Linked DNA regions of Homo sapiens: region 2 is linked to region 1. Evidence: chromatin loops called from intact Hi-C (ENCODE). Cell type or tissue: sigmoid colon. All regions are shown on one strand.

Region 1 (8,000 bases):
AGCGGTCAGGGACCCGCCCCCCAGACCCCCAGGACCGCGCTTCCGGGGGAGGAGGGTGTCCTCAGCAACGGTGACCCGCACCAAAGCCCTCCTCACCGGGGTCACCGCCACAGCCGGTGCGAGGCCCGCAGGGCGCTGGGGATGCGCGACCGACTCCCGTGAACCTGCTCCTCGCGCGTCAGGGAGAGCTGTGCACCCAACTAGGCTCTGTGAGGACGGACTGAGGTCGGCCTGCAGGCTGCGGCCCCGAAGGCAGGATTTGTGGAGAGATGATTCGCGAGCCTTGGAGGAAGGATGGGCTGTGCGTGCGTGGGTGCGTGCGTGTGTGTGTGTGTGTGTCTGTGACTTTTGTATGTTTATGTGAGACTGCGTACGTGCGCGCGTCTGTGTGTGCGCGCGCGCGTATATGTCTGTGTGTGTGCGTGCGTGTATAATTTCTAAATGGACGTCACCTTACACATCACAAGGTTAAAAAATGACCCCTGGGCTGTGCCAGGCCAAGCACGAAGAGAAAGCCCCGCCTGAAACTGCCTGGAGGCCCCCCGGCTGTCACTCTCGCCACATTCCGTGGAGTATGTGGTTGCAACTTCTGTCACTCAAGGTCTGATGGCGGGGAGATTGGAGCCGTATCCAATCAGCGCACTGGAGTGAAAACTGCCCAATCAGGCACGCAGCCAGAGAGGAGGCGGTGGCTTCCGGGATGTGGCGCGGGTCTTTGCGTCTGGCTACTACCAGACCGCGGGTTAGGGGCTTCATCTCTCTGCGTTCTCAGTTGTGGGAGGCCTTGGTGATTCGGCCACAGCTCAGCCTCCGTCGCTCTGTGACCTGCGGGTATTGGATGATTGGTAGCTAAGACTCCCGAATACTTCAGAAGTGGGGAAATGGTGAGTGTGCGGGGCAGGGCGTCCCAAGGCTGAGGAGGTCTCATCGGAGCTGGCGGGAAATGGCGGCGGGACCGAGTCTGCGAACGGAGTCCCCGCTGCCGCCGCTCAGCCCTGGGGCCTCAGTACCCTCCGGTGAGGGACCTGGGCTCCTGTCGGTCCCCGCACAGCGGCTCTGGCCCAGCCTGCAGCCCTCCTTGTGCAGCTCTGCGCCCGCAGCCCCGCACCTTCCCCAGGCTGTGGGGTGAGGAGTAGCTTATCTGGAAGCCGCCCGCGCGGCGTGCGCGATGCCGGCGTGGGAGGAGCTGTGGGAGAAGCTGTGGTCTGGGGATCCCGTCCCTGCTTTACCCTGTTCGGAATGAGATCGAGGCCCCATCAAAACAGAGTTCATGTGAGCAAATGGGGACTCATTAATGGGACAGCGCCGGCCGTGGCTCGTGGTTTGGGGGCTGCCAGCGGGTCTTGAAGGAAAAGCTTTTGTGAGGTGTGTGAGGAAGCGAAGCAAATCACCCGCCCGCTCCAACTTGCCCACCAGTCTCCTTGCCCTGTGCGCCTCCTCCGCGTGGCTGTTCCTGAGTGGCATCTTTTAGAATACGCTAGTGTGGGCGCGCACAGCGCTTCGCTGAGTTCTGTGAGTAGTTCTGTCATATTATTGAACTTGAGGAGGGTGTGGGCCCCTGGTTTGTAGACAGGTGTTCAGAAATGAAGACGGGTGTCCAGAGGCAGGGACTGGCGTCTGCAGGGGGGCAGCTGCGGGAAGAGCGCTGAGCTTGTGGGGTCTGTGCTGACTCCGGGTGGTGTCGTTAGTGAGTTGTTGGACAGCCCGTTGGGGTCGGAGCATTGACTGGTGTTGAGCAAACTCCTCACGTTTCCTGTCAGAAGAAAGACATGGCTGAGCCTGGGCTGGAGGGAGTCGCAGGTGTCCGCGGGAGACCAGCCGGGTTCTGCACATGCACTGTCCTGCTGCGCACTGTTCTGTTCCTCCAGGTCTCCTCCCGGGGAGAGAGGGCGCTGAGAACTTGGAGGAAAGGAGTTCTGAGAAACATCCCTTCCCTGCACCCTGCTGCCAGCCCCCACCCAATGCTAACCCACTCCTGAGCCCGCCCATTGGGCATTCGCACGGCCACACTTGTCCCAGGACAGGGTTCTACCCTCAGGAATTGTGCCCATGGCAGCTTTGCTCCTAGGTTTTTCTCCCAAGAACACACACAGTGCCCAGAAGACTCCTGGTTCATTTTAACCCCAGATCTGTAGCAGGAATCTGTTTTCTTCACCCACCCAGGCTTTTGGACCACCTGATCCTAATCTCCTCTGCCTTTATGGGCTCAGGAATCAGTTAGAGCTTAGCCCTGCCTGGGCCTGAACTTGTAGCACAAACCAGTCCTTTCGTCAATCCTGCCTTGCCCCCACTCAAGGCTCTTGATAGCACCTTTCTTCTGCTCTTTTCTTCCCCACAAATCCTCTTTCCTGTGCACACAGTTTGCTCAAGTGCATCCCTCATGTGCTACAAGAATTCAACGTTAGTGAGTTCAAGACCATGCCTTTAGACCTGCCTGTTGTAGGACCAAATACAAATCAGAAGAGGCTTAATGCTTTCTCTTTAGAATGAGGAAAGAATTTTTACTCTTCTCCCTTAAAGCATTTAGTTTGAAAACTTTTATATTTAAATATTTTCTCTGCTTCTTTGAAATATATATAACTCATTTTAATCTGTTAACTAGGTGATTTGTCTTTTTTGACTCAAAATTGTCTTTAGGACATGGAAACTATTGCTTTGAAATGTGCATAGCAAGAATATATAACCTATTCCGCAATTTCTGTAGCAGAGTAGGAGGCTGCCTTCAGCAGGTACCTGCCTTCACATATCAAATCTACCTCCTGTCCTGAAGCTGTGGGAAGTTTATTTTCCCTTTGAATATTACCAATTAGGAAACCCGGATGACCTCCCAAATTACTAGGTGAAAGTGTAATAAACTATGTATGATACATGGTACTGTCAAGTCTTCTACTTGAGAGCTAATTATGGTGACTTTCTTTGTTTTGGCAGTCTCTTAGTAGACTGCCTGTAATGCACACCACATTTTGTTTAATTCTCTAACAACACATTTTCTTGCTGTTCTATTATTTTGGACAGTATTTTAGGATTGTAGATGATTTTGCTGTTATATTTTCCACACGCTGTCAAGAATTACTAGATGTTATACACAAAGTGCCCACCAGGCTTCGTTTTAGAGAAGAACCTTCTTTCTCAGGATTCCAGTCACAACCCACAGTTGTGCAGCAAAGTGCACGAAGTGCAGCAAAGTGCTCCCCAAAGCTGCAAACAAAATGATCTCTCTATTTGGGATCTACAATCCCTTCTATAGCAGTTTGACTAGATTTCTACAAAAATGACTTTTTAGGATAGCGATCAGTTTTTCCACCTCTTTCAGTGTGCCAATGATCTTCAGATCTGACACTGATTCAGAAATCATGGGGCCCATAAATCCAGCGAGGTTCACACATGTGCATTGATTAAACCTGAGAACTTCCATTCTCTCCCTTCTCCCCTTGCCCAAATGCCCACAAATGTGCTTACCAGCCCTCCAAGTCTTAAATGTGCAGTTCCAAATTCTGAGTTTATGTCCTGGGATTTGAGAGAAGAACAGAACTTTTGTTTGAGAAATACAAGTTCTTTTAATTACGAGACCAAGTGATGTGTTAAAATGAGACCACAGTCCTACCGTTCCCCTCTTTGAACTGTTTGTCTTTTGAAGTTGTTTGCTATTGCCACAAGTGGATATAAATTAACCTAATAATGCCATACTGGACACTATAACCCACACCTTATAGCTTAACAACGTACATAGCCAATCACTAACCAATGTTACTTCTATAAACCAATAAGAATTTCTGACAGCTTTCTATCAGTTCCGTCTGCCTTTCTTTTTGCCTTTAAAAATATACTTGTAACTGCTTCTAATTGGAGTGTATATTCAGGGCAGCTTTATAGTCCAGGGTTGCAATCTTCAAGCTTTGGCCCAAATAAACTCTCTTCTTATATTATGTTTACCCCACCTTTTTCCTTTTAGGTCAAAAAAACATTTTTCTTTTTTTTTTTTTTGAGACAGAATCTCGCTCTGTCGCCAGGCTGGGGTGCAGTGGTGCGATCTCGGCTCACTGCAACCTCCGCCTCCCAGGTTCAAGCAATTCTCCTGCCTCCGAGTAGCTGGGATTACAGGCGCACGCCACCATGCCCGGCGGATTTTTTATATTTTGTAGTAGAGATGGGGTTTCACCATATTGGCCAGGCTGGTCTTGAACTCCTGACCTTGTGATCCACCCGCCTCAGCCTCCCAAAGTGCTGAGATTACAGGCGTGAGCCACCGTGCCCAGCCTGTTTTGTGAGTTTTGATGCCATTATGTGAATGGCTATTCATTGACAGAAGAGAAGTTGTTATTATTTGTATTGTGTTTACCTTGCTAAGAATAAATATTTAGCTTCTAATATAATTGTTCTAGAGAAACATAAGGGTTTTGGTTAAATTCCTTGTTACTGTATGTTATACAAAAGACAGAGAAGTGGCTAAAATAGATTAAAATTTCACAAATTCTGGGAATCAAATTTCTCTTGGGCAGGCTTAGAAAAGACAAAACCGAAAGTACTTAGTGACATAGAGAGCAGAAGCCTAGGGCCCACTTTCTGTCCCATCCCTGCCCAGATCTACCCTCTTCTGATCCTTGTCCAGGTCTGAGCCAACACTGAAATCTCTCACAGAACTGATTAATAGAGGAGATCAGAGTTTAGGGTGGCTACTCCAGTCTCCTCTCCAGAGCTGGTGCCCACAATTTTCTGAAACCCAAAAGCCAATAAATAGGGAAAAGCTATATACTTTGGGGCCTTAAATCTTTTCTATAAAATTAAAACTAATGTTTCTAGAGACATCCCACCCAGCAACCTGTTCTCTATCCCTGCAGTTTCAGTGGCTTTTTCTTACAAGTCTCAAAGTAAATACAAACACAAAAATAAAAAAATTCCTCTGAATTGTACTTAACACTTTCTTTGGCTCTCTCCCATCTATTTATATTTAGCTATTATTCTATACATTTTTTTAAAAAGTCAGGGGAAACAGAAAGGAAATGGAAATTCTGGGCCCTGCCTTTAAATCTGGGAAGTATGGGACACCTAGTGTCTACCTCCCAGGATGTTATGAGAATTAACACACATAATATGAGCTTCCCATCACAGTGCTCTGTGACATACATCTGAGCACATATTACATGCCCCATAAAGATGGCATTAATGCAGATGCACATGTTGTTTTTCAGATACAGACTTACTCAGACATTGCCACCGTCTCCAACTTCTGTAACCTTATAGGGTCTGCAGAGAATGCCATGTTTGAAGATGATGATTGGTGGTCTTGGGATGAAAAGTATTTGTGTTGTGATAACGGTGTTGGGGTAAGGGACTCTGTGTGCTGTGTCTGCTTTCTCTAACTGAGTGGTACTATAATGGGTCTAGAGGGAGGAGCGTCAGCATTAACAGGAGACTTGCTGTAAAAAGCTAATTCATGGACCCTTTTCAAACCTGCAGAATTTTGTTACTTACAGTGAGGCCTACAATATCAAATAATGTATATGTACAATGAAGCTTGAGAGGCAGTGCTTAGCTAAGTGACTCTCAGCCCAGTCTTCCAGTAGGATCACATGGACAGTTTGAAGAGAAACCATCAGCTGTGTTCTGCCCACAGATCCTGTCCATTGTTCTGGGTGAAAAGTCCTTATTTATTTTATTTTTGATTGTTGTTGTCCCAGATTTATTGAAAATAATACAGCACTACAGAAAAAATTCAAACAGGTCCCCGAGGCATTTTGAAATTCATCCCAACTGTAGGCTGAGTGACCTGAAGGTTGAACAGACTGCCGAAGTCCAAAAGCTTCAGCATTTCCTTAGTGTCAGGATCTACTTCAATTATCTCCTGATCCAAGGCTGAGACCTTATTTTTTAAAATCAGTTCCTTGCGTGGTTAAAAAAGTATTAAAAAAGTTCCTTGCATGATTAAAAAAGTATTAAAAAAGTTCCTTGCATGATTAAAAAAGTATTTAAAAAGTTCCTTGCATGATTAAAAAAGTCCTTATGTTTTAAAATCAGTTCCTTGCATGATTCTACAGCAAGGCCAGGGTGAAGCATGAGGGCTTCCAGATACTTTAGTGAAAGGTGAGTTCACCCTTTGTTCCAGGAGGTCACAGGGCCTACTCTGCTTGATTTTGGTAGGGGAAGGTCAGTGTAGCCCATTATTTTTATTGCAGCAACAGAAACTCTTGGAATGCCATCCTTTTTCTGCAGAGCTATAGAATACTTTAGAGAATATTACTGCGTTGAAAGTTATTTTATCAGATAATCCCAGTCAGTCACATGTCAGAACTAGCGCTCTCAACTCATTTCACCTGTAGTCAAATTAAGAACTATGTCCCTTCGGCTGGGCGCAGTGGCTCACGCCTGTAATCCCAGCACTGTGGGAGGCCGAGGAGGGCGGATCACAAGGTCAGGAGATCAAGACCATCCTGGCTAATATGGTGAAACCCCGTCTCTACTAAAAATACAAAAAATCAGCTGGGCGTGGTGGCGGGCACATGTAGTCCCAGCTACTTGGGAGGCTGAGGCAGGAGAATGGTGTGAACCTGGGAGGCGGAGCTTGCAGTGAGCCGAGACTGCGCCGCTGCACTCCAGCCTGGGTGACAGAGCGAGACTCCGTCTCAAAAAAAAAAAAAAAAAAAAAAAAGAACTATGTCCCTTGATATATTTGTATTTTCAGGAACTCTTAACATTCAGGGATGTGGCCATAGAATTCTCTCCAGAAGAGTGGAAATGCCTGGACCCTGACCAGCAGAATTTGTATAGAGATGTGATGTTGGAGAACTACAGGAACCTGGTCTCCCTGGGTGAGGATAACTTCAATACATAATTCCTAATTTTTCTCAGAGCTTTATTTTATTCCTTTGAAGAATTTCTCCTGGGAACTTTTATGTTTTATCTTTACATAAACCTTCTCTTTTCTTGAGCTAATTTGAGTCCTTCACTCTAGGTTAGTGGTAATTCTAGAAATTCAATGACATAAAATATTGTTTCCCACATCTTAAAATCCAATTTGCACCACTTATTTTTTATTCGGTAGTACTTGGTAGTGGAACTTAGAACCCGCAGATTTAAAATACTTAAATATTCTAAAGATTCTGTCAGGAAACAATTTTTGGATTAATTTTCTAGAATCTTCCATAATATCTCTATTCTGCTTAGCGTAGTACTAGGTTGGTAATTGGAGAATCCCCATCAATAGTCATGTTATTATTTTTTTTAAAATAAAACAGGTGTTGCTATCTCTAACCCAGACCTGGTCACCTGTCTGGAGCAAAGAAAAGAGCCCTACAATGTGAAGATACATAAGATCGTAGCCAGACCCCCAGGTAGGTGAGAGTGAATGGAGGAGAGGGCACAGGCAAGGGGACCAAAGGTCAAGAAGGAAGCCAGGCCTTAAAATGTGGTTTGGGGCCGGGTGCAGTGGCTCATGCCTGTAATCCAAGGACTTTGGGAGGCCGAGGCAGGCGGATCACGAGGTCAAGAGATCGAGATCATCCTGGCCAACATGGTGAAACCCCGTCTCTACTAAAAATACAAAAATTAGCTGGGCATGGTGGTGCGCACCTGGAGTCCCAGCTACTCGGGAGGCTGAAGCAGGAGAATCACTTGAACCCAGGAGGCGGAGGTTGCAGTGAGCCAAGATCACACCACTGCACTCCAGCCTGGTGACAGAGTTAGACTCCGTCTCAAAAAATAAAATAAAATAAAAAATAAACCAGGTAGTTTGGGAAGCTCTGCTCCAGTGAAAATAATTTCTGAAAAAGCTGCATTTTTTCTCATGTTCACAAATAGGGGCATCTTCTGTTCCATGCTGTTAAATCCAAGAATTCTCTTTTTTCTTTAGTGATCTCCCTTTAAGTTTACAGGGAGAGCTAATGTCCACTTTATCGCTTATAAGGGGCTGCATGATGTGACTGCTGTTCCATTGCTTTTGGAGACACTGGAATATTTGTGTTACTGAGGAGCTGTATGTCAAAGTATTTTTTTCAAGTATTCTT
Region 2 (8,000 bases), 99 kb before region 1:
TATAATGTGTTCTGGACAATTTCTGTTAGATTCTTCTTGCTATAGACATTTTGAGCTTTTAAATTTAATATCTATATTCCTTCCAAGATTGGGAAGAATTTAAGACATTATATCTTTAAACAATTTAAAAATTTTTTTCTTTCTCATGAACCTCCTAAAATTGTACATCCTTACCATTGATTATGAAATATGGGGGACAAATGCTTTATTCACTCGCATTCTTTTTTTAAATTCTAACTAGGAACTTTCAAATAACTTTTACATTTGCTGATTTTTTTTTTCCTGTATAACGGAGTCTCCTGTTAAAGCTTTCTCTTAAATATTTTAGATCTCCTATTGTGTACTTCAGCTCCAGCATATCTAACTGGTTCTGTTTTAATGGTTTCTCTTTATTATAATTGTGATTCTGTTCATACGTTGTTGCAAAAAAAATTTAGTAATGTGTGGTTTTTTTGCATCTCATTGAGATTCTTTAAGATAATTATTTTGAATTCTTAGCCATTTTTTAGATCTGTGTTTTACTGTAAGTGGTTACTAGAGAATTTTTAGTTTCTTTTGGTGGTGTTACATTTGCCTGATCTTTCATGGTCTGTGATGCCTTGTTTTTATGTCCTTGCATCTGAAGGAGTAAATATCTCTTGCAGTCATTATAGATTAGTTTGGGGTGGTAAATATTTTCTCCTATTGGATCTCTGTGCTGATGAGATTTCCAGTGAGTTTGCAGTAAGGTGCATTGGATCTGGATCACAGTGAAGTTCATGCTTGGCAGACCTGTTATTAGGGCATCAGACTGTTGTGGATTCTGTCTATTTTCTAGGAAGACTGAACTTTCTTCAGGATCTTGATCAGTAAGACTGGTGCTGAGAAAAAAAAGTCTCCAGTTGTATATGCAGATGACAGAGCTGATATAATCCATGTGAGCAGGTATGGCTTCTGCTGTGTGGCTCTTGCTGGGTTTTTAGAAATCTTCTAACCCAGTCATTGGACAGATTCCTAGATGAGAAGTACTGACCCTTGGTCACAGCTGAGAGGGTGTGGAACTGATTCATAGGGCTGCTTCAGGATACACAGCTGAGACCAAAGTCTTCAGGTTTGTTTCTGGGTTCACGGCATTTCTCCCTCCAGATTCCTGGGTGGGCAGGACTGCTCCCAGACTTTAGTTGACAGGGACTGGAGGTAGGTTTTGGGACTGGAGGTAGGTTTTGGGACTGGAGCTGGGTTTTAGGACTGCTTCAAGATTCACAGTGGGAATAAAGTCAGCCAGCATGCCTACAGGGGCACATATAGGTGTGTTTTTTGGCAGGTCCCAGGTTAGGAAAAACTGCTTCTGGACTTTGGTTTCATGGACTGGGAGCCAGATGATAGTGCCACATCAAGATCCACCATTAAATAAATATCGGCAAGCCTACATCCAGGGGCACAGATGGATGTTTCTGTCGGTTCCTGCATGTGCAGGATTTCTTCCACATCATGATAGATGTGTGCAAGGGGCTAATTAGGAGACTACAGAGAGGAGCAACATCTAAAGTCCTTTCACCTGAGACACAGGACATTATGAATCCTCCTTGGTGTCTTGGCAGATGGTGCTAGTGGCATAAACAAAACCAAATGGCCTACAGCTATACTTACAATGAGAATTAATCATATTTTATTTTGTAGCTGGGACTATGATGGGCAAGCATGCCACTCAAGCAAGGGCATGCCCTCTCAATACAGCCCTCCTGTCTTGGGTTTACACCTTTTGACATGGATTCCAAAGTTCCTATAAAGGTTCATTTGCCAGGGCATAACTGCTGCATTTTTTTATAACCATATAAGATTTAGGTAGAGAACCTCCTATTCTGCCATCTTGCTATGTCACTCCCCTTGTATGTTTTACTTTGATTGTTCTGTGTCAAATATTTTTTATTTCAAATTCAAAATGTCTGAAATAAAATGCTTAAATTTTCAAATTGTGGAATAAGTAAATGTATTGAAATGCCTCATTCTCATCAGAGCATTTTATTAATTATTGAGATTATTTTCTTTTATTGCTGTACCTTGAATGCCAAAGATTCAAAATGCCAGCTCTTCATAAGTACATAGTCACAGTTGAAAACTGTAAAGGATTGTTTTTATGATACATCTATATGATATTCAATATTTTAAAGGTCAGAAATTTTTATTCTTGTTTTCAACCCCATTTTAGTGGTTTGTTTTTAATCTTTATATTTGTATGGTAACTTTAAACCCTGTACCTTGGCCAGGGGCAGTGTCTCATGCCTGTAATCCCAGCACTTTGGGAACTCAAGGCGGGCAGATCATAAGGCCAGGAGTTCAAGACCAGCCTGACCAATGTGGAGAAACCCTGTCTCTACTAAAAACACAAAATTAGCCAGGCGTAGTGACGCATGCCTGTAATCCCAGCTACTTGGGAGGCTGAGGCAGGAGAATCACTTGAACCCAGGAGGCGGAGGTTTCAGTGAGCCAAGATTGCAACATTGCCCACCAGCCTGGGCAACAAGTGTGAAACAATGTCTCAAAACAACAACAACAACAACAACCTCTCTACCTCTTATGACCATGTGGTGTTTAATTCAAATAAATATCATTGGGTTTCACTTCGAGCAAATTAAAAAACATATATATAAATCAGACATTTCTCTTGCCAAGAAAGTTATCTATGTGGTATTTGCCTGTATATATATTGCCCCTACGTTGTTTATAAATTATTTATCAGCCAGGCACAGTGGCTCACGCCTGTAATCCCAGCACTTTCGGAGGCCGAGGCGGGCGGATCACAAGGTCAGGAGATCGAGACCATCCTGGCTAACATGGGGAAACCCCATTTCTACTAAAAATACAAAAACAAAATTGGGCCAGGCGTGGTGGTGGTTGCCTGTAGTCCCAGCTACTCAGGAGGCTGAGGCGGGAGAATGGCGTGAACCCGGGAGGTGGAGCTTGCAGTGAGCCGAGATCGCACCACTGCACTCCAGCCTGGGTGACAGAGCAAGACTCCATCTCAAAAAAATAAATAAATAAATAAAGTATTTATTTACTTGGGTGTTCATCATTGTTTTCTTGTGTGGGTGAGTAGTCAGTGTAAAATTACCATCTATTATTTTATTATGTTATTCTGTGAGAGAAACACTTTTCTTACTTGAAGGTGATTTTTAAAGACTGTAACCTTTTTAGGTAGATCTAAATATTTAATTGTGATGAAAAACATGAAAATGCCAGGGAAAAGAAAGAGAGATCAGACTGTTACTGTGTCTATGTAGAAAAGGAAAACATAACAAACTCCATTTTGATCTGTCTTTTGAACAATTGTTTTGCCTTGAGATGCTGTTAATCTGTAACTTTAGCCCCAACCCTGTGCTCACAGAAACATGTGCTGTATGGAATCAAGGTTTAAGGGATCTAGGGCTGTGAAGGCCATGCCTTGTTAACAATATGTTTACAGGCAGTATGCTTGGTAAAAGTCATCACCATTCTCCATTCTCAATTAACCAGGGGCACAATGCACTGCGGTAAGCCGCAAGGACATCTGCCCAAGAAAGCCTGGGTATTGTTCAAGGTTTCCCCCAACTGAGACAGCCTGAGATATGGCCTCGTGGGAAGGGAAAGACCTGACCATCCCCCAGCCTGACACCCATAAAGGGTCTGTGCTGAGGACGATTAGTAAAAGAGGAAGGCCTCTTGCAGTTGAGATAAGAGGAAGGCCTCTGTCTCCTGCATGCCCCTGGGAACGCAATGTCTCAGTGTAAAACCCGATCATACATTTATTCTATTCTGAGATAGGAGAAAACCGCCCTGTGGCTGGAGGCAAGATATGCTGGTGGCAATGCTGCTCTGTTACTCTTTGCTACACTGAGATGTTTGGGTGGAGAGAAACATAAATCTGGCCTACGTGCACATCCAGGCATAGTACCTTCCCTTGAACTTATTTGTGACACAGATCCCTTTGCTCACATGTTTTCTTGCTGACCTTCTCCCCACTGTCACCCTGTTTTCCTGCCACATTCCCCTTGCTGAGATAGTGAAAATAGTAATTAATAAACAAACACTGAGGAAACTCAGAGACTGGTGCCGGTGCAGGTCCTCCGTATGTTGAGCACCGGTCTCCTGGGCCCACTGTTCTTTCTCTATACTTTGTGTCTGTGTCTTATTTCTTTTCTCAGTCTCTCATACCACCTGATGAGAAATACCCACAGGTGTGGAGGGGCAGGCCACGCCTTCATCTGCCACCCAACGTGGGTGCCTTTCTCTAGGGTGAAGGTACGCTAAGAACATGAGCAGTGAGGACAAGTCGACGAGAGATTCCTGAGTACATCCACGGTCAGCCTTGCGGTAAGCTTGTGCGCTCAAAGGAACCCAGGGTAACGATGGGACAAACTGAAAGTAAATATGCCTCTTATCTCAGCTTCAGCAACCCACGGCGGTGGCGCTTAATCCTACAGCACCACCTAGTGGACAATGTAGCACACTGTATGAAATCATTGATTAAGCCAGAAAACAGGGAGATCTTGAGGCATGGCAGTTCCCAGTAATTTTACAACCGGTACCAGCCGGGGAAGAGACAAGTAGGAGTGCCTACCCAAGCTGAGGCTAGATATGAATCTTTCACCTTGAAAATGTTAAAAGATATGAAGAAAGGAGTTATAAACAATATGGACCCAACTCCCCTTACATGAGAACATTATTAGATTCCATTGTTCATGGAAATAGACTTATTCCTTATGATTGGGAAATTTTGGCTAAATCTTCCCTTTCACCCTCTCATTTACAGTTTAAAACCTGGTGGATTGATGGAATGGAGTACAAGAACAGGTACGAAAAAATCAGGCTACAAATCCCACTGTTAATATAGATGTAGACCAATTGTTAGGAACAGGTCCAAAGTGGAGCACCATTAACCAAAAATCAGTAATGCAGAATGAGGCTATTGAACAAGTAAGGGCTATTTGCCTCAGGGCCTGGGAAAAAATTCAGGACCCAGGAACAGCCTGCCCTTCTTTTAATTCAATTAGACAAGGCTCTAAAGAGCCATATCCTGACTTTGTGGCAAGATTGCAAGATGCTGCTCAAAAATCTATTACAGATGATAACACCCAAAAAGTTATTGTAGAATTAATGGCCTATCGAATGCAAATCCAGAATGTCAGTTGGCCATAAAGCCATTAAAAGGAAAAGTTCCAGCAGGAATTGATGTAATTATAGAATATGTGAAGGCTTGTGATGGGATTGGAGGAGCTATGCATAAGGCTATGCTAATGGCTCGAGCAATGACGGGGGTCACTTTAGGAGGACAAGTTAGAACATTTGGGGGAAAATATTATAATTGTGTTCAAATTGGTCATCTAAAAAAGAACTGCCCAGTCCTAAATAAACAGAATATAATAAGCTATTACAGCAAAAAATAAAGAGCCACCTGGCCTGTGTCCAAGACGTGGAAAAGAAAAACATTGGGCTAATCAATGTCATTCTAAATTTGATAAAAATCGGCAACCATTGTCGGGAAATGGGAAGAGGGGCCAGTCTCAGGCCCCGCCACAAACTGGTGCATTCCTTATTCAGCTGTTTGTTCCTCAGGGTTTTCAGGGACAACCCCCACAGCAAATACCACCACTTCAGGGAGTCAACCGATTACAACAATACAACAGCTGTCCCCTGCCACAGCAGGCAGCACAGCAGATTTATGTGCCGCTCAAATGGTCTCTTTACTCCCTGGAGAGCCCCAACAAAAGATTCCTCCTACAGGGGCATATGGCCCACTGCCAGAAGGGACAGTAGGCCTTATTTTAGGGAGATCAAGTCTAAATTTGAAGGGAGTCCAAATTCATACTGGGGTAATTGATTCAAATTATAAAGGGGAAATTCAGTTAGTGATCAGCTCCACTGTTCCCTGGAGCGACAATCCAGGTGATGATAGAATTGCTCAAATACTGCTTTTGCCTTATATTCAAATTGGGGAAAAGAAAACAGAACAGGAGGGTTTGGAAGTACCAACCCTGCCGGAAAAGCTGCTTATTGGGATAATCGGGTCTCAGAGGATAGACCCGTGTGTACAGTCACTATTCAGGAAAAGCAGTTTGAAAGATTAGTGGATACCGGGGCTGATGTCTCTATCATTGCCTTAAATAGATGGCCAAAAAATTGGCCTAAACAAAAGCCTGTTACAGGATTTGTCGGTGTGGGCACCGCCTCAGAAGTGTATCAAAGTGCCATGATTTTACATTGTCTAGGACCTGATAATCAAGAAAGTACAGTTCAACCCATGATCACTTCTATTCAAATCAACTTATGGGGCCGAGACTTGTTAGAACAGTGGCATGCAGAGATTACTATCCCAGCCTCCCTATACAGCCCCATGAGTCAAAAAAATCATGAGTAAAATGGGATATCTCCCTAAAAGGGGACTAGGGAAGAATGGAGGCAGCATTAAAGTCCCAACTGAGGTTGAGGGAAATCAAGAAAGAAAAGGAATACGGTATCCTTTTTAGGAGTGGCCACTCTAGAGCCTCCAAAACCCATTCCGTTGACTTGGAAAACAGAAAAACCTGTATGGGTAAATCATTGGCCTCTACCAAAACAAAAGCTGGAGGCTTTACACTTACTCGCAAAGGAACGATTAGAAAAGGGACATAGTGAGCCTTCATTTTCGCCGTGGAATTCTCCTGTTTGTAATTCAGAAAAAATCCGGCAGATGGCGCATGCTGACTGACTTAAGAGCTATTAATGCTGTAATTCAACCCATGGGGGCTCTCCAACCCAGGTTGCCCTATCTGGCCAGGATCACCAAAGATTGGCCTTTAATTATAATTGATCAGAAGGATTGCTTTTTTACCATTTCTCTGGCAAAACAGGATTTTGAAAAATTTGCTTTTACTACACCAGCCATAAATAATAACCAGCCACCAGAATTCAGTGGAAAGTGTTGCCTCAGGGAATGCTTAATAGTCCAACTATTTGTCAGACTTTTGTAGCTGAAGTTCTTCAACAAGTTACAGACAAGTTTTCAGACTGTTATATCATTATGTTGATATTTTGTGTGCTGCAGAAACAAGAGAGAAATTAATTGACTGTTACACATTTCTGCAGAGGTTGCCAACCCAGGACTGACAAGAGCATCTGATAAGATTCAAACCTCTACTCCTTTCCATTACTTAGGGATGCATGTAGAGGAAAAGAAAATTAAACCACAAAAAACAGAAATAAGAAAAGACACATTTAAAACATTAAATGAGTTTCTTTTTCTTTTTCTTTTTTTTTTTTTTTTTTTGAGATGGAGTCTCGTTCTTGTCACCCAGGCTGGAGTGCAATGGCGGGATCTTGGCTCACTGTAAAAACATTAAATGACTTTCAAAAGTTGCTAGGAGATATTAATTAAATTTGGCCAACTCTAGGCGTCCCTACTTATGCCATGTCAAATTTGTTCTCTAAAGAGGGGATCCGAAATTGAATAGTAAAAGAACATTAACTCCAGAAGCAACTTAAAAAATTAAATTAGTTGAAGAAAAAATTCACTGAGCACAAGTTAAATAGAATAGGTCACTTGACCCCACTCCAACTTTTGATTTTTGCTACTGCACATTCTCCAACAGAGAATTTTGAACATCATTATTCAAAATACAGATCAAAATGGGGTTTCTTATGTCTTCCTTTTCTACATAGACACAGTAAACAGTCTGATCTCTCTCTTCCCTACATTAAAGATTTTCAAGCATACAGTCTAGTGGTATTAAGTACGTTTACTTTTTTTTTTTCTGCAATGGATCTCTAGATTAATTTTATCTTACAAAAGTAAAATTTAATACGTTATAAACAATAAACTGCCCTTTTTTTCTTTTTCTTCAGCTCCTGAAGAACACCGTTTTACTTACTGTTTCTATAATTTTGGCTGATTTCCATATTCTTATTAGTGTAATTATATAATGTCTGTTTCTTTTTGACTATTTTATATAATGTAATGTTCTCAGGCTTTGTTTTTGTAAGATGTGTCAGAATATCTTTCTGTTTTA

The links. Hi-C counts contacts between places; a loop is a spot of excess contacts. Peaks named below come from ENCODE experiments on the same cell type or tissue, not always from the same donor. Only the 100,000 strongest peaks of a DNase experiment are listed, where the experiment ranks them.
Region 2: it touches region 1 in a loop (5-fold over the local background); 23 of 110 quality-filtered maps call a loop at or near these places.

Annotation. Positions count from the first base shown.
Region 1 is chr4:337,103-345,102 of GRCh38, forward strand. ZNF141 (zinc finger protein 141) reads left to right here and starts at 712. Exons shown (of 4, transcript NM_003441.4): 1 at 712-884; 2 at 6,680-6,806; 3 at 7,233-7,328. The coding sequence starts at 882. RefSeq lists enhancers at 1-351, 457-1,417, 462-561. In sigmoid colon, a CTCF peak has its summit at 3,124; DNase peaks (open chromatin) are centred at 9 and 579; H3K4me3 peaks cover 2,257 bases; H3K27ac peaks cover 1,315 bases.
Region 2 is chr4:237,983-245,982 of GRCh38, forward strand. It overlaps the pseudogene ZNF876P. Among named protein-coding and RNA genes, the nearest start is that of ZNF732, 63 kb to the right of the region's middle. In sigmoid colon, CTCF peaks have their summits at 4,444 (motif pointing left) and 6,668 (motif pointing right); DNase peaks (open chromatin) are centred at 4,409 and 6,699; H3K4me3 peaks cover 516 bases; H3K27ac peaks cover 175 bases.